Linked DNA regions of Mus musculus: all the other regions are linked to region 1. A link is a loop called in an ENCODE intact Hi-C map of the cell type or tissue named here. Cell type or tissue: left cerebral cortex. All regions are shown on one strand.

The links. Hi-C counts contacts between places; a loop is a spot of excess contacts. Peaks named below come from ENCODE experiments on the same cell type or tissue, not always from the same donor. Only the 100,000 strongest peaks of a DNase experiment are listed, where the experiment ranks them.
Region 2: a loop joins it to region 1, with 2.2 times the contacts of the local background. A loop is called at or near these places in 3 of 42 quality-filtered maps.
Region 3: it touches region 1 in a loop (4-fold over the local background); 9 of 42 quality-filtered maps call a loop at or near these places.

The regions. Positions count from the first base shown.
Region 1 is chr3:154,813,636-154,821,635 of GRCm38, reverse strand. The region is part of intron 23 of Tnni3k (TNNI3 interacting kinase); the gene reads left to right. Among named protein-coding and RNA genes, the nearest start is that of Gm20389, 110 kb to the right of the region's middle. In left cerebral cortex, a CTCF peak has its summit at 3,719; DNase peaks (open chromatin) are centred at 4,209, 4,705, 5,369, 6,094 and 2 more places; H3K4me3 peaks cover 638 bases; H3K27ac peaks cover 1,859 bases.
Region 2 is chr3:154,694,208-154,702,207 of GRCm38, reverse strand. It overlaps a transcript of Erich3 not described here. Among named protein-coding and RNA genes, the nearest start is that of Erich3, 13 kb to the left of the region's middle. In left cerebral cortex, no CTCF peak of the experiment used is centred here; DNase peaks (open chromatin) are centred at 1,366, 1,677, 3,104 and 3,505; H3K27ac peaks cover 2,041 bases.
Region 3 is chr3:154,648,335-154,656,334 of GRCm38, reverse strand. No RefSeq gene overlaps it. Among named protein-coding and RNA genes, the nearest start is that of Tyw3, 55 kb to the right of the region's middle. In left cerebral cortex, a CTCF peak has its summit at 3,123 (motif pointing left); DNase peaks (open chromatin) are centred at 3,116, 3,905 and 4,763; H3K27ac peaks cover 1,369 bases.

The DNA.
Region 1 (8,000 bases):
CAGAACTTCTGTATGATTCACAGCCTCTGGGTAGCATTGTTTTACCTTAACCTTATGCTCTTTGGAAAACTTCACTAGCTGCATATCACCTGGTGTCTTTAAAGTGTCTAATCAGAACATCCATGCCAATAGTGTATGAATATACACCGAGACATGTGTGCTAGCAAAGTGTGTAACTACAGAGGTCTGTGCGTAAAGCAGTGTGTTTATGTGTGTCCTGGTGGGGAAGGTACAACTTCTACCTTCTACATCTCTGCTACAGGTTAGATAACTTCTTTTGCATTTATCTTATTAATTCTCTGATTCTCTTTGTTTTGCTGTCTGTTTCCAACTCAATTTCTTCCTGACTTCTTTCCATTGTATTTGTTGTTGTTTAAAACTTTTTCAGGCCAGTTTTGAAGGTCTCTTTGCCTTCCATATAAGCTTACCTTTTCTTTAAAAACATTTATGTTATGATTTCCACTAGGTTTCCCATCTTCAGTCTTTAAGCTCTGATCACATGGCTGTTCCTATGGATTCTTGGCTTTCCTGCTGCCCTGTCCCTTCTTCTTAGTTCTTAGTTCTCTTATGAGCTCATATTCCATGAGCCTGTAAAGCCATGGAAAGAAGTCTAGCCCACGGTATATACATACATACATACCATGGGCTAGACTTCTTTTTTCTTTACATGTTACCTGTAGCTTAGTTTGAAGTGGGCACTCGTGTCTTACATCTCTTGCGTAGGGCAGGTTTTATTTTTCCCATTTTCTTAAACTTGGTTGTCTCTTTAAGATGTTAGACATTTTAAATGTTTTTATTTTTTATGTGCATGTGTATGTACATCTTTTTGAGTATTTAACATGTATGAGTAGGTTCCTGAAGAAGCCAAAAAAACCAAAAACAGAACAAAACAAACAAACAAACAAACAAAAAAACAACAGGCATTGGGACGCTGGAGCTAGAGTTAAATTTGCCTATAAGCTGCTCAACCTGGGTGCTGGGAATTTAGTTCAAGCCCTCTAGAAGAGCAATATTTCTGAGCCATTTCTCTAGCTCCAAGACTGTAGCTTTTTAAAGGTGTTTATCACCTGACCTCCTACTTTGTTTGGGTTAAGTATCTGCCACACACACAGCCTTCCAAAATTCTACCTAAAGGCCAACAATAATCTTCGTGACACGTATATCTGTGTAGAGTGAGGGCCTAAACCAATCACTTGATTTTTGTTCATACCTACCTAGATTATAAGCATATTGCATTCATAAGCATCTCTCCTCTTTTTATACTGTGTTCCTTAGGACAGTGTTCAGCATAAGTATAAATGCCTGTTATAGCATGGGCAAGTGAGCATTGCAAGCTGCCATCAAGATAATGCTATCTAATTCTAATATCAATGTTTCGAAGTAATGCTGGCTGAAGGCTCCCACTCTTTAAGGAAAGCAAATTGAGACAGGCAGTTTTAAACAATGGATACAAAACTATTAAGCGGTGGAAAAAATAAGTTCATGATTGAACCCAGGCCTATCTGGCAGTGATTCTACTGTGCGTTAAGACTAAACTTCAACCTTGCTAGCTTGAAGCACAGGGTTTCTCTGTGTAGTCCTGGCTGTCCTGAAACTCACTCTGTAGACCAGGCTGGCCTTGAACTCAGAAACCCACCTGCCTCTGCCTCCCAAGTGCTAGGATTAAAGGCATGTGCCACTGCTGCCAGCTTTGAAGTTCTTGTAAGAGGCAGATAGACGAGGAGACCCCGTGAAGAGCTGTCCGCGGTGCTGAATGGTCTCCCACTGAAGAGTGACAAATTCAATACAGCCTTAGACACCAGGACTACAACGCTTCTGCTCACAGAGAAATTCTCCTACTGACACTGGCCACCTTGCTTCATTTTACCTCCTAGGGACAGATTGTAATCAGCTGCCTATAGACCCAAAGCTCCACACATCAGGACTAACTCATCCCTCACCATTGTCTTCAATCATTTACCTCCAAATCAGCCACCGTGGATACCTGGAAAGGCAGCAAGCTCTAATCAGAACATATAACAAGAGTTACTTCCTTCTAGGAATTTTACAACCAGAAGTGCACATATGATCCAGTTTAGAGGATAACTCTACTGTAATGCAATTTCTTTAGGTTTTGTCAAGCTATATTTCTTTCCATATTGATTAAGTGTATTCTGCATTAAAGCAATCAGTTTGCAGAACTCACAACCTCTGGACTTAACACAACAACAATATTGAGGCTGACATTTAGTGCAAGAAAAACAAACAAACAAACAAACACACACAACGACTTGCTAGTAATGAGGAAATGGAGTCACTGTCCTCTCTCATTCATAGATGCTATGTGGGTTCAGTACCTAAACCTGACGTTACACACAAATCACTATGAGGTTCACAAATCTGAGAAAATGATTTTTAAAAAGATGGTATCGTTGGTTTCCCAAAGTAGTTATTAGCTTCCTCCAAGATGGCTGATTGAATGTATAGCTAATGAGTTTTTCATCAAAGCTCAGTGCTTATTTAAGCATCTCATTAGCACCTTTCCCATCCTTCAGCCAGGCCCTCTGTGCTGAGAGGAAGGACTCTCTGAATATGTGCCTCTGTTAAGCCCCTTTGTCACTACGGTATAATGAGGAGAGTAAGATGTCACTTGCCTAAATCTAGGGGCAAGGCAATTTTTCCCAGGTATTTGTCATCTCTGGAGTGTATAATTTTTTATGACCCTCACTTGCTCAAGGTCATTCACTCAGCTCATTAAGGGTCTGAAGTGAAAAAATACATAAATGGCGAGGAAGAGAAGCCAGAATCCAAGCAGGTGCCAGCATATCTGTCAGCTGCCCCTTTTATCTTTTTTTCTTTTTAAGTTAAAATATTTTTCAGTTGTCCATGAATTTTCCTAATTAATAGAAGCAGGAAAGCTTTTGGTGTTCATGGGGTGTGGGGCTAAGAAGGAAGCCTATAGCCATGGGTGCTAGTGTTGTATGGGTTTGGTTGGGCTACCTCCTTGCTATGAGCCTGGTGTCATATAAAGTACATGAAAGATGGGAGCTGGTTCAGCAATGTGAGGCTCTGAAGTGTATCCTCAGAGTTCATGTAAAACCAGAAGCTACAGTGTATATCTGCAAGTCCTGGGCTCCTAGGAAGAGACAGTAAGTGGAGACAGGAGAATCTCGCTATGTGGGCAGGCCAGCCAGTCTGCTACCAGCAACTGCCAACTGCAGACAACAAAGGACGCTGTCTCAAGCAAAGTATAAATGGGAAACCAAAACCGAGGCTGTCCTCTGACCTCCACATAGTCACCATGGTACATGCACAATGCCATCTCTACACACAAAGACACACACAGAGAGAGAAAGACATACACAAAAGCGCGCACAAGGGCACACACGCACAAAACAAAAGTTAAAGGAAGTAGATGTTAAAATTATTTCCATGAAGGTTCAAAAATCTAGAATATTCATCGGTAGTGCAAAAGCCACTTAATATTTTTTTATAAAAATTCTTTATTCAGCACAGCCCCTGGTATCACACCTGTAAAGCAACACAGTGGCATTTGCCAACAATTCCCAGATTCGGGAGTGAAATAAAGATCCCACTGTGCCAAGGACTACCCTCAGACCTCTGGGATTCTGCTTTCTTATCTTTCCACAGAATCAGTGAGAAGGGGCCCCTGCAGGACTCCCTCCCCTGGTGAGAACCCTAAACAGCACTGTTAACCTCACTTATAAGTTGGCTTGCTCACTGGCGCCATCTGGCCCTCAGTGGGGGCGCTGCAGGGAGTGCAGCGGCGAGAGATTGGAGAAATCCCCCTAACAAAGGCATACAGCGTCAAAGTTAAGGAGTGAGGAAAAAATGTCAATCTGTCCCTGACTTTTAAAAGCCGCCCTTAGATTGAAACAACCTTTCTCTCTCTCTGTGAAAAATGTCAAAGAAAGAATATCAAACAAAATATTCTGTTCAGAAGAAGTGCTGGGAGAATGGGAAATTAATGAAAGGGGAGATAGAAGAAAACCCTGTGCCTGTGTAAAATCGGTACTTCTTAAAGAGAAAGCTTTAAGGACCAGGAGTTACGCCACATATAACGCATTGCACGAGACTGAGAAAGACTGAGAAAGTGACATATTTAGGTTACAACGGCTCAGTCGAGCGAGCGAGCAAGGAAAGATGTCTTCCTCAGCTGGGCGGCTCTGCCACCATTCTTCAGCTCTCCCTGTCCCATGGCAAGCTTGTTAGCAGCCTGAAAGGGCCTCCCTGGTAACCGAAGGGCCTGTTCCTCCTGATGCATTTTGTAATACTAATTAACTAATTCCCAGCCACATAAAGGGAACCTGTGAAGATTCACCAGAGGCAAACTGCTAAGCAAATGATGACAGACTTCTCCATTTTCAATTAGACGGAGTGGCATATTGTGACAGCAACAAGTGGACCGGGCTTTCTAATGACAAGGGTTCTGTGAGGGTTCCATTCCTGGAAATGAAAAGGAAGCCTGGGCCACGTGTCTACCCTTGTGCACATCAAAGCAAAATTCTGCCTTTGGTTCTGTTTGTGTGCCACCGAATGTAAGATTTAATCCGAAATGCCGCCTTTTGAGACTGCTTCTGTTCTCTGGAAATGTCTGACAGGACACGGCACAGGGACCAGAGAGAACAGCCAGCCTAATTAAACCGGTACAGGTAGCACTGCGCTCAGCCACAGCAGCCCTGACTCCAGCCAGCCCCACCCTGCACCAACCGACTCCACTGTTTGTGTTACAGATCTCTTGCTCACATGGCAACTGTTGCTATGTTTGCAGTAATAAGTGGGTGATGCTAGTGTCTCAGTAATGACTGTGTTACAAGAGCCATGATTTCCAAATGGGTTTTTGAAGCTGCTCACACAATGGCACTGCACAGAGTGACAGCTTTAATTTCCATAGATTCTCTTTCTTTTCACCTTTAGTATCTTCTGTATGGACCGAATCTAACCCCCGTAGAATAGCAAGAGTGACAGCTCTCTTCCTTTGGCTCACTGATATTTAAAAAGGATGTTTGTTATTCTAAAGGAGCATTGTTTCTTACTATCTCTTTAGAATCTATGGTATTCAGTATTTCTTCTACTTAAGTAATAGCAATTAAAGCTATCAGAAAACATTATGGGCCCAGGAAGAAAGCCGCTCCTGTATTAACTACAGGAGAGAGAACAGCATCTGCTATTAATATCTATGACATTAGCTGGATGCCCACATTAATGAGCAGATGTTTGAAGAGCTTCAATCTCAAATAAGTCTGAAAAATTCATGAGTGGGTATTTTCCATGCTGCAGATTCTCTTTCACAAAGACAGTGAGCAGATGAAATCTGTTTTGTTTCCTGATCGTGATGAAGTGCTTCCTTCCCAGTAAGTGTTGTAGCACTGCTCCTTCGGCAGAGGTGGGCCTTATCTCAGCTCTGGGGGAAATATCTAGAGTGGGTAGCATATCATTGCTATGCCCACTGATAATAATATCAAACTAGCCAAACCATGGAAGAAGATACATTGTGTACTCTGATCATTAGCCACCTTGGTTGAGACATTGTGAATTTTTTCTAGGCCAGTTATAACACTGCCAACCACAGCTCTTCCGCGTGGCAGAACCATCAACCTTCAATCAGTATTCCCCAAATGAGCAGGCTGAAGCCAGAAAGGATGAACAACCTGCTGGAGGCTTTACAGTTAGTGAACAGCAGGGCCATGATCTGAGCCTGGATCCAGTTGACTCTAAAGTGTGTGCTTTTCACTCCTTGCTGAGGAATTGTGACAAAGAGGGGGGCTGTTCTCATACTACTCCCCCACATGACCACAAAATCCCTCCCTGTGTGGGGTTTCAGGTTTCAGGACCCACCTCCATACTGAGGCAAGTGAGTATGCACTTGATTCTCACTGTGTGGCCCCAGGCAGCAGCTTCCACATCTGTGGTAATCTGTTGGAAAGACAGACCGGCCCAAGGAGACAAGCTAGCCTCAGTCTGCTCTTTAACTAGCATCATACAGGTACGTGCCTGAGAATGTACAACAAGATCAAAGGCATGCCACTGCAGTCTTTAATGGATCAAGATGCCCCTCGCCTCCATAGCTTACTTCCTGCAAGTTGTAAAGCCTCCACTTAGAAGCAGTTCCAGCCCCAGGTGTCCATGAGACTGAAAGTGTGACTGCCTCCTTTGCAGAGGCTGTTTCTATATTAATTCACTGACACATCCTTGTGACTTGTGTCTGCAATACCAATGGATACAGTCCATGGCAGGAAAGAAATCACTGATGCCTGTGGCATAGACCTTTACCTAATTCCTGCAGGTGTGCCTGCTGAAACTAGAGTCCAGTATAAAAACAGAAAAGATTTCAGAGGCTCAGAAAGCAATCCCTGAGTACACTGGTTTCAAGCAAATGTTTCTCTTCTGTTACATTGATTATTATACAGGGCAACTGGCACATGGCAAAACAAACTACAGGAATATGAGACCAACAGGGATGCTGTCTGTTGCTGTCTTTCCCCATCACACATTATGAATGGAAAGTGTGGCTGTAGGGTAGTTACTGCCAACTCAGTTTCGGTTTTATGAAAATTCTTGTTGCTTCTGCATCAGAATGGCAACTTTCCTTTTTAAAGTGTAGATACTTCTTAGTTTAGTGACAGCTTAACAAGTGCACATAATTAGTAAGGGCAATTAATTAATGCCTACCTTTATGTTTTAAAATACATTAAAACAAAATTGAAAGATTAGGAAGTGGCGGGGCGTCAGGGGGCTCTAGAATATACCAAAGACCTGGGAGGTAAGAAATGCTCAGGACTCAAAGGGAGGGACCTTAGAAGAAATGCCCAATAGTAGGGAGAGGTAACTTGTAGAAAGACAGAGCATCAAGTGGAGGGATGGAGTTGCCATCCCACAGTCAAAAACTCCAACCCAGAATTCTTCCTATCTAAAAGAACTGCAGGAACATAATTGGAGAAAAGACTGAGGGGAAGGAAATCCAGTGACAGGCTCAAATTGGGTTCCATCTCAAGCTGAGGCTCCAAGGCCTGACACCATTACTGATGCTGTGGTGTGCTTACAGACAGGAGCCTAGCATGGCTGCCCTTGAGAGGCCCAACAAGCAGATGACTAAGACAGATGCAGATATTTACACCCAACCAGTGGACTTAAGTCAGGGATCCCTGTGGTTAGGGAAAGGCTAGGAGAAGTTAAGGAGTAGGGTGACCCCATAGGAAGACCTGCAGTCTCAACTAACCTGGACCCCTGAGATCTCTCAGACACTGAGCCACCAACAAGGCAGCATACGCTAGCTGGTCCAAGGCTCCTGACACATATACAGCAGAGGACCAGGGGTCGGGCCTCAGTGAGAGAAGTCACACCTAATCTTCAAGAGACTTATTACTCACTATTAAGTTGGGCTAGCACCTTTGTGTTTAAAACTTTCATGCAACCATCTTGTGTGTGTGTGTCTGTGTCTGTGTGTGTATATGTGTACATGCGTGCATGTACATGTGCATGCATGCATGTATGAGTGTGCATGTCTGAATGCATATGTATATGTCAATAGGTGTGTGTTTGCATATACATGCACATGTATGCAAGTCTGTGTTTGCTTGTGCCTGTCTTTCTGTATGTGTGAGTGTATGAGTATGTGTCTGTGTGTGAGTGTGTGTATACATGTGTGAGCACAAGAACATGTATGAGGAAGTCTGAAGACATTTGTGGCAGTCACTTCTCTCCTACCATGTGACACTGAACTCAGGTTGTCAGGCTTAGTGATAGCGTCTTCACCCACTGAGCCATTTCTGAGGCACAAGCCAACACCTTCCATTGTAGTTTGTTCAAAACTACAATGAGATCCATTTATATACATTTGGTTAAATAAACAAAAGGAATTACAAAGTTAACAGATTTTGATCACTTATCACAAATATATGCTGATCCCCCACACACAAATACAGAGCATTATCTACCAAACACCCCTGGTGTTTTAATGGGCTGGTCTTGACAATCCAAATATAGTCCCTTATTTTATA
Region 2 (8,000 bases), 120 kb after region 1:
TTTCATAACCAAAGACACCGAGAAACACAAAAACAGGTTTGTGTCTTGGTCTTACTTTCTATTTCCGGTTTGATGGCTCAAACCCACGTCCTTGTCACAACATTGCATGATGATTTTCTTCTCTGTGTGTGCAAAGGATGGTTTTATTTTTATTTATGTGTCTTTGGACATGGTGGTAGAGGGGCTGCTTCTTGATGCTGGAGTTACAAGCAGACATGTGCAGCATGGAACGGGTTCTGGGAACTGAACTCTGGCCCTCTGCAAGGGCAGCCAGTGGCCATACCTGATGAACGGCATTTGAAATCCACTGTTCACTGTTCATTGTGAGAGGTTCTTGGAACCTAGCTCAAGATGACCTGAAACTTACTACATAGCCCAAGTTGGGTTCAAAATTGTGGCAATCCTCATGTCTAGTCTTCCTGAATATTAAGATTATAGCCACATGCTACCACACTTGGCCATATTATGGTTTTATTGGTGTATAAATATGACCAGAAGATACTTTAAAAAAGAAGTGTAGAATAATAGCCATCTCTGAAAGTAGAATCCTTTTGCAATTAATTTTTGCTTTATGATTTGTCTGTTTTCCAATTATTTTCATATAATAATTGGTGATTTAAAATATACCTAAATAGAAAAGGTCTCCCAATTAGACTTGAAATCAGCCCGTGGTTTTCTTGTCTCATTGTTCCTTCAGGGAAACTCTTTCTTCTGGTCTTGGTCCCTGCCAATTCCTTCACTCCTGTCCTGGGCGTCATCAATCATCTCTTGACTCTTCTTGTTCTTCTCCCTCCTGCTCTGATCTTTCACCCATTCAGCAACAAATTTTGCTATATTTACTATCAATCTGTTCCCAACTTGCATTTGTCCCAAACTCTCTGCAGTCAGCAGCTGGGCACCTCATCACCATGGCTGAAACTCTTTCCCCAAGCCCTCGGTGCCTCCTGGGTCCAGACCCCTGTGGAGCCATTCTGCAGATTTTGAGCACCTGGGCCCCTGGCTCCCAGACAGCATTCTCCCAGGCCTGTTCCTCACCAGGGAAGAGTTTCTATTCCTGTGCTTCTGCTCCTTCCTTCCTCTGCTCCTCCTCATTCAGTCCCTAATGCTCTCTCGGCAGCCCTCTCCTTCTCTACTGTCCCCATAGACAGCTGCCTCTCCCTCCCTCTCTCTGGCACTGTTAGCTGAACCCTTTGGCAACAGATTCCTAATTGACCTCCCACCTCCAATCTTTTCCAGACCATTAATCCATCCTCTGCATCTACAGCAGCAACATCTCAAACAGCTCTGCTCATCTATTTCACTCCCTTGCTGTAAAAGCATTCTCATTGCCTCAGCGCCTACACTGCAACCTGCCTTGGGAAGTCAAGATTTTCCAGAAACAAGGCTTCAGCTTTTCAGATGGTGTCACTTCCTCCTGCCAACCAGCCCCCCTGAGCAGTCTTTGGGCTTTCTTTCCATCCACAGGATGCTGCATATGGCTGTCCTGCTCTGGAATTCCTCTCCTGAGCTCTTTCCCAGAAGCAGGAGCTCTGTGCCCCTTGCACCAAGGCCCCCAGGACACCTCCTTGTTTGCAGGATCCAATTTGACACTTCCCTTTTCTATGCAATCGCTGTGCCATATTTCTATAAACAGTGTCTTGCAGCCACAGGACAGGGTCCCCTCTTGGCACACAGTGAGTCAGCTACTGTTGAGCGAGGAATGCATGAACACCTACAGAAATGTCAGGGAAAACTGTAGCAGATTCAAGCCAATGGGAGGCACTGTGCCAATCTGTAGACAATCCTAGCTGTTCTGGTATATTAACAGATTAGGTATGTCTTCTGAAACATGGCTAGGGGCTGAACAGTTCTTCATTCCACTGTTTTCCACGTTGGTGGATATCTGTAGACTCTATGGATTGAATACTCCTGATCTGAATGTGCAGAATACTCTGAAAGCCGAAACCCTTAAACACAAACACCATGTTTACAATACTTTCAAGTTCTGAGCATCTCATATTTATCTTTCTAACTGTACATGTTGGTTTTTGTGCATGAAATATGCATCGTATGAACCGAATGTCTTGGGTGTACATGCAGAGATCAGAGGATTACACAGGACGTCCTGCTCCATGCTATTCTTTTAGGACAGGGTCTCTCACTGAACCCAGAACTAGGCTGGCAGCAAGTCACAGCCAACTTCTGTCCCTGGGATGGGGTTACAGGCACATGTGTGACCACACTGGGGTTTATCCGGTGTGCTGACAACTGGAACTCAGGATGTTCAGCTTGTCTAGTAAGTGTGCCTACCCTGTGAACTGTCTTCGCAGCCTCATAATTCAGATTTTCAGACTAGAGAAGGCCAAGCTCCCTCCATATTATATTTGCTATACATTCTTTTAAATGTCATTATATGTTGTGAGAATATGAGACTCAACTGAAAATATATGTGACAGTGCTAATGTATCTGATATACCTACAAACTAAGGATCTGGACAACATTGAACTCAGCACTTCTAAAACTAAAAATCATGTAGGGGTTAATTTAATAACATAACTATTTCTATTTTAGCAGAATTGCACCATTCCCACTGGTGCATTTACAATCAGCAAATTTGGGGTTGTCAACCATGAGTCTCCATAATTTGTGGATACAATTTGAATTTTTTTTTAAAAAAATGAATTGCTAAGTAGGCAGAAACTGTATTGTGCAATATACATCTTAAGTGAGCATTCGGAATGATTGATGTAATAATACAGTCAACATAATAACAAATATTTTCACTGGTACTAAACTTGTTGCAGGTTTACTGATAGTTCTGCATTTGTTTAAAAAATGTTAACGCACCCACAAGTCATAGATTTTCCAAGCCGCTTCTCTGATTTACTGCTGTGTGAATGTGCCAAGGAGTGGTGTCCTTTTTCACAAAGACTAAATGGTGTTTAACGATTGAAACCACCGTTTTGTGGAGCAAAGCTGCAAAAATTTATCAGGTTAGCTTCATATCCTACTAAAAGTGCAATGTCAGATCCCACAAAACGTGTTGATGCTCAGCCTGTAAATCCATGCTGACCAATGTGTCCTAAAGTAGGAGGGACAGCAGATGTTTCAGTGCCTATTCTGTGAAACTTAACATACGGCTGAGCTACAGAGCCTTAAAAGAATAACAGGTCTGAGATAATTCATGGCACTGGAATTACTGATATTTAAACAGATGTCACTTTTTTTAGCGAATGGAAATTAAGGTACAGATGGTGAGGGCTGGGTAGCCATTGTGGATTAAAAGAATCTACATTTAGAAAATTAAATATCACAAAGTTTATAATCATGTCCATATTTCTTCTGAACTAAAGAGGAGGAAAAACTTGAGAGTCCAGGCTTCTAGATACTTAGGAACAAACCAGTTTCCCTTGGTCCATCCCTTTGTTGTTTAGGAAGAGTTACCCAGTCTAGCATACAGAGGGAGGAAAGGCACACCTCCATATCTAGGACCTTGTGGAAAATGGCCCGGGCTAAACACTCTCGGATGTATTTTTGGTGATCCTGCTTCATGTTGTTAACTTTGTATTCCTTTTCAGAAAGTATCCTCCCACTTCTCGTTATCTGTGGTGAGAGAATAAAAAGTGTGAATAGATAAGTAGAACTCACAAAGAAATACAAAGTAGCACCATGTGTTGTTAGGTACCAAGAAAGGCAAGGGAGAGAGGAATGGGGGAGGAAGGAGAAAGAAACAAAGAGAGCAGAGGGAGAGGAGAGAGAGGAAGAGAGAGGGAGAAAAAGGAGAGAGAAGGGACGGAAGGAGGGAGGGAGAGAGAGGGGGGCTGGGGGAGGGAGAGAGAAAGGGAGGAGGGAGGAAGGGAGGGAGAGAGAGAGAGAGAGAGAGAGAGAGAGAGAGAGAGAGAGAGAGAGAGAGAGAGAGAGAGAGGAAAGTGGCCTTTTCAAAGCCTAAGGAGAATACCATTGTCACTAATGAACTTCTGCTTTTAATGAATATTTCATCAAGCAGAAAGGAAAAAGGAAGTCTCTCTTACCTGTCAGTGTGAAAACACACACAGGTGGTACACTTGACGTTTAAAACAAGGTTTTCATTAGAGTAACAATTTTCCAGTGACGGAACCCAGGTGTTCTTTTCAGTCTCTGAAAGCACCCTGGGAAGAGGAGGTGCTACCTTGAAAGAGCTCAGGAGAGCAGGCCTGTGGGCTCCCCGGAAACCCTGGGGGGGGGGGGGGAGGCTAGGCAGACAAGCCACTGAGGAAGCCTTTGGTTTGTCTTGAGAAATAATTGGTTTCATTGACTCTCATTACTCCCTCCACTTTGCAGCCCCAAAACATAATTTAATTTGCTATGATTTAGAATTTTACAAATTACAGAGAAGTGTGCAGAGGCTTTAATATATATATATATATATATATATATATATATATATATATATATATATATATATATATATATATATATATATATATATATATATATTGGTCACAACGGGGATCACTACTACGTGTCCCAGAGTGTGGATTTCTGCCCCTCACTCTTTGCTTGTCTTGACTCTGTCCCTGGGCTCTATCTGCTGTTGTCCTCTGAGCTCCCTGTAAGAGCTGCTGGACAGCGCTACCTCCCATCAACATGCTCCTGTTAAGTTTAAGGTCAAACCACCTTTACATTCCCTTTCTTATGTTTAGGCGCGCGCGCGCGCGCACGCGTGTGTGTGTGTGTGTGTGTGTGTGTGTGTGTGTGTGTGTGTGTGACCGCGTGCGCCTATGTGCATTCGACTGAGGATGCCAGCCAAGGCAGCAGCTGTTGAATGCCCTGGAGCTGAAGTTGCTGGAAGTTATAAGCTGTTCTGTGTGCTCAGGTGCGTGGTCTTAACAGGAAGCCATCTTTCCAGACCCCACATTCATGTTCTTAATTTCCTTCTTCAATTTTAGCTGTAATTTTATACTGTTGGTGCTTCCTTTTACTTCAGATAACCCACTTAAGGTGTCTAGAATGCACCGACTTCGTGTCATTGCGAAGTGTCTAGAGTTAGGCCTTCCTGACTGCCATTACTATATCTCCTTGGCAGTTGGCTTGTTTGTCATCGTTATCTGTCTCTGGGATTGTCTTCTCTCCCCAGTTAGGCTGGAAGCTCCTGGAGAGTCACAGCGCTCACACTCTGAGTGAAGTGGGTATAACCCACCCCCACCCCCCCAAGAGCCCCGAGAGATAGAGAAACAGCAAATCCCACAGGTCTGGGGTGAGTTTCAAACTCACATCTTCTAAGGAGTTTCTGTGTGATGTGAGCACGGCAGGCTGCAGGCCTCTTCCTGGATCCATTTCTTTAGAGCAAGGAGCCACGCTGTCCTTACCTGACTTGTCATACTTGTAACAGTGTTCATTGCATGCTTACGGATGGTGTTAAGTAGACACAGAGCCCTGCCCAAAGAGCAGGAAGCTCACAGTGTTCATAGTCACACAGGGATTGCAGGGTGACTCACTGCAGGTCCCTAACAGTAACAGCCATGGTGATGGTGGTGGTGTGGGGGCTTGGGGGTAGAGGGTTGCCTTCATTTCACAATTGAGGAAGTTGGGCTGCAAGTGGTACACCTGTAAGTCTTGTTCCTGGCAGAGCCAGGTTTCACCTCACCCTTCTGATAACAATGCCCCGGGAGGCTGCAAGGGACTTTCTCCTGAGCTCCACCTAGCCAGTGCCAAGCACACAAACAACTATTAGAAGCACAATACATTTCTTTCAACATCAAAACAAGGCTGTACTTTAAGAAAGCAAACAGCCAACCCAGGCTAGAGCCACACCCCTTCTCTTTCAATGGAAAACCATAGGGTTTTTTGAGTTAGATTTTTTTCCACCGAATACACATTTAAAGGAGCAGAAACTGTGTGGGAAGAAGGGCTTTGAAGCTGATGGAAGGCACTAAGGTATCAATAAACCATCACAGGGAAATGAAAGTTCAAAAAATAAAAAAAAAAAAGAAAAAGAAAAAGAAATAGACAGAAAAGGAAGCCAACTGTTTATGTTTGCCACACCATACTCTATGAGTATTAAAAATAATATTTTTCTTCTGAAACAATAGTCTTCTCTGTCCTCCTTACTCTTTAACAGTGTCTGGTCCATAGACTGTGTGCTAATGAATGAATAAATAAACAAGCCAACTATGCTGTTGAAATCTCTCAGGGAATTTTTGTCAATAATTTATGTTTCCTTGGTAGCCATTGTAACCTCTCTCCTTTGTTTAGAAAGAGCTCCAAATAAAAAAATCAGAAGTTAAAAGGGAAGTAATTTTTCTGAATTAGTAAGGAGAAAAAGATGTCACAGACTCAAAGGAAAGCTGAAGAAAGGTTGGGAATTTGGGGACTTAATTAAAGAAGAAAGTGACCAGAACTCAGAGCAGTCTTACCAGCCCAGATCTTAGGAGGTGCCGCCTGATCCTGGTGTTGTTAAAATACCCAGCCAGGTGTTTATCCGTAAGGCTATTATATGTTGCAAGTAATCTGAAACAGAAAGGAGAAACCATTAAGGTTTTATGAGGGTTGCTTGATAACCAAGGCCATTTTTGGCAACACTGCCTAAGCGAGCACGCTGCCTTGCATTTGTAGACAGATTTAACAGCTGACAGCCAACGATGCATTTGAAGACAGGTACAACAGTCAGCTGAGAGGCTATGTATTTCAGGTCTTAGAGTGAGAGGCAGGGGACCCTCTTGGTTTGGGTTATACAAAAGAGAAAACCAGAAATGAGCGCTTAAAATGTGGGTGAAAAGTCAGAGAGTCTTAGCAGTGGGGGTGACAAGGAAGCAACAGCTGCTTCAGCGTTCCTCTGCTTCTCCTGTGAACCCTCACACCTCACACTTCTCTCCTGCCAGCAGGAAGCACTTTGGAGGGCATCCTCCATCTGCCAGGGGGCTGGGAACTGCTGACACTCAAGTGCGTCCTCAGAAAGCATGCCCTGGTGTGCCCTGGCTTCTATGTGACCCTCCCTCCACATCAGGAAGCCCCACGTTACATCTCTGATTCCACAATGTAGGATTCCTCACTAGCCCTCGTCCCCCTCTGGCTCTGAAGACCAAGTGCACCCCTTGATTCTAAACATTCCTCCTGATGTTGTCTGCTGGGATCTTAAACTGTAAATGTCCTGAAGAAATAAAGATACCATTTTCTGTGGGGGTTTTTTTTTTTCATATTGACAGAAAGTCCTAACTTATGCCCTAACATTTTTGACTTCTCAACTTACTCACATTCGTCTAGACAGCTTCATTAAACCAGTGTCTAGTACCAAAACTTTAATGTATGGAATATCTTAGATTTTTAGGACATTTTAAGAATTAAAGGAAGCCAGATGTAGTGACACACATATCTAAGATCCCAATATTCCTCTCGAGACACAGAAGCAGGAGGATTTCAGTTGGAGAACAGCCTGATCTATTTAATAAGACTCTCTCACCTTAGGACAAACTGAATTCTTGGCTATATACTGTACCTTAATACATGCTTGTGCTCAGTCTACAATTCATGCTTGAAAACTGGAAACTACTTATGCTCTTTAAACCTAATTTTATCATGTACCTTAAAAAGTATGCACATACTTACATGTATGTACATGCAGGCATATATACATATATACATATACATATGAACACACATATATGGGTTGGGTGTGTAGCATATGTATGTATACATCAAGCCTTACCACAGTCCTGTCCTTTAAAAAAAATGCATAAAATGCAGCAAGGATTTGAACACTTGAACAGCTGCTTCTTAGCTTCTTCTGACACTACAGTAAGGACTCATAGACTGGAGAGAATGTTAACAGGAATTTTATTTAGCTGTTTGCAAGACCTTAATTATGGGGAGATTAAATTGGTGACCTTTTCCTGTCTCTCTTCTCCTTAACAACCCATCTCAGAAAAGCTCCATGCTGCCAAATGGTCAGGAAAGTTTAATTTTGCCCACAAAAAAAGAGTGAAAATCTGTTACAAAGCCCAGAAGCCAAGGTGCCACATGAAGGCTACAGACAGGAACAACT
Region 3 (8,000 bases), 170 kb after region 1:
TCAACTTAGAACAAGACCCATGGCCTCCAGCAGAAGACTTGCAGATTCTTACCTGGAAGGGTGTGATAGACCATCTCAGACAGACAGACAGACAGACAGGACAGACATAGAGAATAGAGGACTTGGTAATTTTCACATTTGTGCCTTCCTTCACGCAAACTAGATTAGCATTGCACTAGGTCTGAGATTGTAAGGTCCTTGAGGAATACATATTGAGTGATAACGTGGCTTGGAATTTATTACATTATCTCATATGAAAAAGCAACCCTAAAAGAGTTTAAGTTGTTTTTCATGAACTTAAATATTCTCCCAAGAAGCATGTTTCCCCTAGAAATTGCTCGGCTAACGCTGTCACCCTTAGGGCATGAAGATTAACAAAAGCGTTGTTGTTATTGGAGAGATCACAAAGTCTCAGTTAATATTCTCTTGTGATAAAAGATGAGTCAAGGGATGTTGTGAAACAGGCCTCAAAGAAACTGCAAAGGGGAAAACAGAGTTCTGGACTGGTAAGTGACGACAGCAAGCCTGCCTCTGAGCTTCTTTTCACTGAAACAAGCGCTGAGATGTGTGGGGAGAAGATGCTTGCCCTGGACTTGTTCTGGATCTGGGCATGGGCAGGTAAATCACATGTCATGGTCAGGAGTGTATGGTGGGACAAAACTTCTCCCTCCATGGCATGACCTGAAAGAGTTGAGAAGAGAAAGGAAAGACCTGGGCAAGGTCTGAGTCACCCCAAGGTGACTACCAGGCCCCACATCTTAAGGTTTCCACCAACTCCAAATATGGCCAAACAGTGGGGCTTTTAAGAGACATCAAGAACTGAGGACAACTCTCCGGTACCTGAGTGCTACAGGAAACCCAGGGTGACAGTAGTAAAATCAATCAACAGACAAATACTATTCCCAAATGCTTGACCCACTCACCTAAAAGCAAAAGCCAAGAGTCCCTGAGTTGAACAGTTTGTATACAGAACTGCGGGTGATCCGAGATCTGACCCTGAGACTCGGGGCGGGGCTAGGGATGCAGCTCCATGGCGTGGGCGGGTTGCTTGCCTAGCAAGCACAAGGCCTGGGTACCAATCTCTAGCATTCGTGAGAGCAAGAAGGGAATGCCATGTTCCACTGCTTCTTCTTTGGTGTTTTCCTCTTCACTGGTAACAGCCACTCGGATTCTGGGGATGCGAATTGTGGTTAGAGGCTTATCTAACTGTGCAAAGCTGTCACTACTAAAAGCTCCCAGCCGTGCGCCAAATGGTTGGTCAGACAGAGCTGCTGGCAAGAGAGGTTCAGATGAGGTCAGGTTCACACCACTGGAAAGGGAAGCAGCGGGACTTGGTGGCTTTTGTAGTCTGCCGTGTTCTACTAGTACCCAGCAGTAGAGGCTGCGTTCTGAGCCGCGAGGCAAAGGACAAAAGCTGAGTGGTTAGAACCACTCAACTTAGAACAAGACCCGTGCTGCCGTGCGCAGCAGTGTGGAGAAGCCTCGGAACGAGGAGAGGGGAAGCGTAGAGTGGTCTGTGGAACTCTCATCTAAAAGGGAGTAGACAAGTAACACAGGACAAAATCCCAAAGGGGAGATGGGAGTCGGGGTGGCGGTGGGGGTCAGCGTGTATAGCCAGCCACAGACAGCAGAAGCCCCTCTACTCGTCCAGCTTGCTTGGTCTCGTGACTTCGAACTCAGACTTGAGTAGTTGCATATGTGAGGTGTCATAAGTTCTGAAAATTGTTTTCAGAGATCACACTGCACAGAACCGACATAAGCAGAGGTCAGAAGTTCTCTCTCCCCTGCTTGGTCCCTATGTAAACACAAGTCCCAGCCATGCGTGTTGCTATGGAGATGTAACCTGTGTCCCCAGCATTGACCTAGCTAGTGTTGGCATGGCGAGAGACTTTTATAAATAACAACGTCTGAGTGAAAACTACATGTGTCACTACTGGGGACACTCTTCAGCAGTCCCTGGAATTCTCTCTCTCTCTCTCTCTCTCTCTCTCTCTCTCTCTCTCTCTCTCTCTCTCTCTCTCTCTCTCTCTCCCTCTCTCCCCTCCCCCTCTCTCTAGGTGTGTCTTTGTAAATACAGCCAGCAGGATGAGATGAGCGATGAACAGCCCTTGCTGCTGAAAGTCATCAGATTTTCTGTCAGTCATCACAGAGAAGCTGGCCTGAGGTGATTCACAGCTGTGGAGCGGCTACCTGATTTTAAGGGTCATCAAATTTTGGTAAATTAGTCTTTCCTGCAGGAAGCTATTACTTGCTGTTCTTGGTTTAAAATAGTCTTGTTTCCCGAGAACATTTGACTTGAGGTAATATAAAAAATATTATACTAAGGTACTCTCTCCCCTGATCTTTTATAGTTCACTTTTGACAACCCAGAAGGAATCCAGAGACTGCAGGAGGAGGCACAGATGCCCGAGTGATGGGATAACCAGGCCAGTGTTACAGAGACCATCAGGAGAGAGACTCCGAGCCTCCTGTGATTTGAGCCACCCCTCTCCAATCAACTGGTTAAAGGGAAAGCTGATGGTTAGAATAGAGAGGACAGGATCAAAGCCATCCAGTTATTTTGGAGGATGGTGACCAGATACCTAGAATTTGGGGGAGGACCCATCTCAAAGGAATCAGCAGGAGACTGTGGGTTAAAAAGATCCAGAGTCGGGTGGAATTCTGTGGCTATCCCTCCTCCTATCCCTCCTCTGCCTCCCGCTCTGCCTCCCCTGCTGAAGAGCCACTCTTTATTCTCAGGCCGACTAAACTGAAGGCCTTCAATCACCAAAAAGAACAAGGACAGTGGCAAGGAGTGTTTCAAAGAGACTGTCCAGATTTCTGGGGGGACAGACATGGGCCTCATCATCGAAGCTAATAAATTCTACCTCCGTGGCCCTATGAAGGATGGTAGTAATGACCCGAAAAAACAATGCTGGTGCACAACGAGGGCCAGGCTCTGTGCCAAACGCTTTAAATGTCAGGTCTCATCTTAAACTCAAATACTATCATTTTCAGCTTTTTTACAGAGAATGATTCTGAGAAGCAGGGAATTGAAGCACTTTGCCTGAAGTCACACACACAGCTAAGTCAGGACCCCCGCCTTGGTTGGCCGTCAGCCCCGGTGTTACACTGCCCCCTGCAGGGTGGTTAGGGAGGAACAACTTAGGACCAGGGTGGCAGCTGAGACGGCAAACCTAAACCTAACGCCTCCTGTGTCCTAACAGGCATCTCAGCTAATTCTTGGTTCCTCTGCGGGGATGTTATGTTCGGGGTACGCTTGAAATAGACGGGGCTTGAAAGGGTTAATGGCTGACCAACCTAGAAGACAGCGTGAGATACTAGCCAGGGCACTGCACGTTCAGCCAGTGGTGGCTGCCTAGGAAGCAAGTTGCTTCTAATCGAGCCTCAGAAAAGGATTCTCACATATGAGATATCAAGGTATCTGAGTAAATATCGGTTCACATGGTAAACAGATGTTTGTTTCAGCCATCTTGGGAACTATGTGTAGAGTCGTTCAGTGACACGGTGACTGTGTAACCATGGCCCATCACCCCCAGTCCGTTCTCTCACTGGTCATGATGGCCACTCTACAAACGCTTCTGCTTTGTGGACACCGTCTTTTGGGCATACCCACCCTGTGGAGTCTGTGTCACCATCTGTTCACACTGACAGTGAGCTGAGCCTCGGGTGGGCTTGCGTTGAACACATGTCAGCTACACGCTAAGGTACCTGTCACTGGCATCTCCATGTTGAAAGCCGGGGTCTTCAAGCTGCACATTCTGCAAGCCTCCTTGTTTGCTTTAAGGCGAGGCAAAAGGCTACTTCTTCCTCTGGGCACATGGGTGTGGGGACCAGGAGAAGCAGATGAGTTTGAAAGTCTCTCCAGTGGAGCCCATACCCTCATCTCACTCCAGCTCCTTGAGCACACCCACATCTTCTTTCTATCACAGCCTAGCAGCCCTGATCAGCCGCTGAATATCATCCCATGTGACTGTCACCTCTGCAGGCTGTCCCAGCTATTAGAGTATCGGCTGGGAGTGTGTGTTCGGTCCACATGGACTATGACACAAACAGTGAGTGCCCTTTACAGCCATAAGATGACAGAGCAGCCTTTGGGACACACTCAGCCCTGTGTGGAGATTACATAGAAAATTTACTCCCAGGCATGACAGTCAATGCTCCTAGACAAAAGGGCTGTCTGTGAACTCGCAGTACTGAGCACGGTATGGTTTGTTAACATGGCAAATCCTGGGAGGATCATTCCACAGAAGAGACCTCTGACAAGGCTGTGAGTGTCTAGTCAGGCTCCACAGGACTATGAAAAGCATCTGCAGGGGTAGGTGTCTAAAGTATTCTAAATAGAAGTCGGGGGACAGTGGCAGCCCCAGAAGAAGGAGACCTGTATGCCCCACTGAAAAGAGGCTACAGGTGTTTGAATCGTCCCTCTTCTTCCATCTTCACATTTGGAAGCCTTATGTGCCAAAGCAGGAAGACACGGGAAGTCTAAATGCCAGCGAAGGGCTCACTTGAGGGTTTTGTTTGGTTCGCTGTAGTTTCTGCTAAGCCTCCGTTGTAAGGTGGGTCTGATCTGATCTGGAAAGCTTTTCTTCTTCTTTACAGTATCAAGCAAGAAGTCAAATGCCAAAGCTGGAAAAGCAGAAGGTGCTGGAGGGCGATGTCTTCCCACACAGCCATCAAAGTTGGCTGCACTTCAGCTGCTGACAGTCTTCTAGAAATACCTTCTAAGACTAACACATCTTCTCCTTTTTACAAAGAAGCTGAAAATCCAGATGGTTTGGGTGAAACATTCTAATTTTTACAACACTATACAGGGCAAACAAAAAATATCCCTGGTCAGAATTTTGTCTGCTGCCTCCAACTAGCAAAACCACGTGACAGAACTCTGCTGTTCTGACTGCGGACGGGAAAGGGGTGGGTGAAGCTCAAGCTTCCGCCATGTCTCCATGGAGAACGGGAGGCCGGTGTTGGGTGATGGAAGATGAAGAAAAGTAGACAGAGAGGCTCTGCTAAGAGTGTGGGAAGTTAGACCACAGTGACATTCTTTCCTGCAGTGCTCTGAGGAAACGGCAGGATCAGGTCCTAAGCACTGCAGAGATGGTGCTGTGGCCCTCTCTCCACTGAAAAGCCAAGGCTGGGTGAAGCACTCCTTGGGCAACAGGAGCCTCTGTGGTGAGGACGCTTTCCCTAGCGGGTACAAGGAGTCTCTTGGGATCCGGAAGCAGGAAATCCATTCTTGGGAAGGAGCAGAGACCTACGAATTGCAGCTTTCCTCCGCCCCAGGAAAAGTCACCCTGCTATACAATTTCAAGTCTATTTTCCTGACAAAGATGTAACATTTGGCACACCTGTGACATCAACCGTGTTCTCAGATGCACCTCCTGGCAGCTCGTTTATGGGGATTTTAATTTTATCACAGGTTTAGTTGTACAACAAAGCATTAGAAGCCCCAAAACAATGACAGGCACAAAATAATGGTGTTTCACCCAGTGGAAAATAGAGGTTCTCTCTCTCCATTCCCCTCCCCATCTCTCTCCAAGTGCTCTCAGCCAAGTCCTCTACTCCCTCACTCTTCTCTTCTCTTCTCTTCTCTTCTCTTCTCTTCTCTTCTCTTCTCTTTTCTTCTCTTCTCTTCTTTCTCTCTCTCTCCCCCCTCTCTCTCTCTCTCTCTCTCTCTCTCTCTCTCTGCTGTTCTCTCAACTCCCCTCCCCATGCCCTGAATCAACTCTATTCTATACTTTAAAAAAAAGAGAAAGGAAGGAGGGAGGGAGGGAGGGAGGGAGGAGAGGAGAGGAGAGGAGAGGAGAGGAGAGGAGAGGAGAGGAGAGGAGAGGAGAGGAGAGGAGAGGAGAGGAGAGGAGAGGAGAGGAGAGGAGAGGAGAGGTTTATAATTTGAAGGAAAAGGATAGAATAACACCTACAGAGCAAGTGTCAGGCTTTCTAAGATGGGAAGGACGATGATGGGCAACCCTCACACATAGTTTTGTTTTTTGTTTTTTGTTTTTTTTTAATGTAACAAATGTTCAACACACTTGGTTATTCAAAGGAATTCATCAACAAAGAGACCCAGCCCTGTGATAAAGTGACTGCTGATTCAGAACAGACAGTGTCTAGACTAAGCTGCCTCTGTGCACAGATGCAGGTCAAACCAGGTCACACCCAGCCCTTGTTCTATGCAGATGCGGACAGTGTGGGAAGAGAGCCCAGGACACCTAAGGGATGAGTCCTTCTTCCCAGCACTGTCTGAGCTCAGTGGGTTGCCGGCTTCCATACATGTCTTGGGGGCAGACCAGACCTGAGACACTGTGTGCTAATGAGTGTGAACTTGAGAATATGTATCAGGCTGTCAATCATTTCTCAAATTTAGGACCACTGCACAGGCTGATAATTAGCCTGAATAAAGCTAAGTTGATGTTTTCAGTTGCTCCAGGCAAGTCAGGCAAGCTACCAAGAATTAGCATCAGTGGCCTGGAGTTAAAAGCCGCATCCGATTCCCCTGCCCTGTGTAATGACAGATCCCGGGCTTTGCTTTTTCCTGGTTCTTTGAGCAGCCGGCCATGGTGGAGCTCATTACTGCAAAAGGAAGAGCAACCTGTATTAATAAAGCCAACTTATTTGGGGGGAATTGACAGGATCCGTGTCGATAAAGTATCTGATTACAGATAAAATGCCAATGTGCAAGGCGGCCCCACCATCCGGTGGACCCTGTGCATGTGCGATCTATCTCACCGTCGGGACCTCCTGGGAGAAAATTAATTCTGCTCCGGACGGAACATCAAACAACAGTGCTGGTCATGTTGTCAGGAAACGGAGCTACTTGTCAGCCGTGAGCAGGACGTTTGACCAGCGTGTTTAGTAGCTGAATATAGAGTCAGTTCAACAGCCAAGGAAATAATGAATGCTCGTAGAAGCACAGGAAGACAATCTCTAAAAGCCACAGTTCCTTGCATGGATTTCTAATATCCCCTCAGTGTTTGCATTCGGATCCCAGCTTGAACAGTGCAGGGGAGGGGTTGCAAAGCTTAATTTCCTACACTGTTTGGCTTCTTTTATTAGCAAATACTTCACATATAACCCATACAAAACCCTAAGTCTGAATGGAAGGAAACGTTAAGAAGGATTCAATGGTGTGGACTCTTGCTAGATTCACGTCTATCAGTGTAAACTAAATAAAATTGGGCCTATTTTATTTCCCCGTTTTTTTGTTTTTTTTTTTTTTACCCAGCCAGCAAGAAGTTCACTGGAATTAACAGCTCTCTCAAAGCCCGTGCCGGCCAAAAGGTGTGCCTGCAGCACCACACACATCCGCAGCCTAAGTCCACTTATTCCTTAAATAGAAACTGAAAGACACAGTAAAACTTACAAGTCTGTGCATATATTGAAATAACCTTAGATTACAGACCACTGCTGGTGCACAGTACACACTTTAATTTCAATTTTCTCAGTGAATATTTACCAGGTTTACTCAAGGCAAGGCTGTCTTCCAAATCTGGAGTGACCCTGCAGTAGATGGGCCTCATTTGCCTGTACCTGAAAGGCCTAAGAGGTGTTTCATCTGATGAAACATCACTGAACGTCTTCAAGAGGATCTTTTCACTGGGAATCTGTGGGTCCACTGGTCCTAGGATTCTTAAACACACTAAGTCTAACAGCCCCCTCTTCTGCAATGACCTCTGAGCCTTAGATTTGGGGGTGTTTTGAAGAAGTAGCCATGGGACTAGGCTCTCGATTTTTATGTGAAGTGCTTAGTACCGCCTGTGTAACATGATTGGCGAGCTAGGCAAGGTGCCCTCGCTCTTCTCTACAAAAGCAAAGTGAAAGCTGTCAGAATCAAACAGATGCCTCTCCCGACCCTGACAACACAGAGTGGATGAACCCCGGAGGCTGTGCAGGAAAGGATCTAAGGCATGGCTGCCTGCCGGAAACCATCAGGAAAGACTCTGCCAGGACTACTCTCCCCACATAGAAGCCACCACAGCCTTCACAAACAGTACCACTCT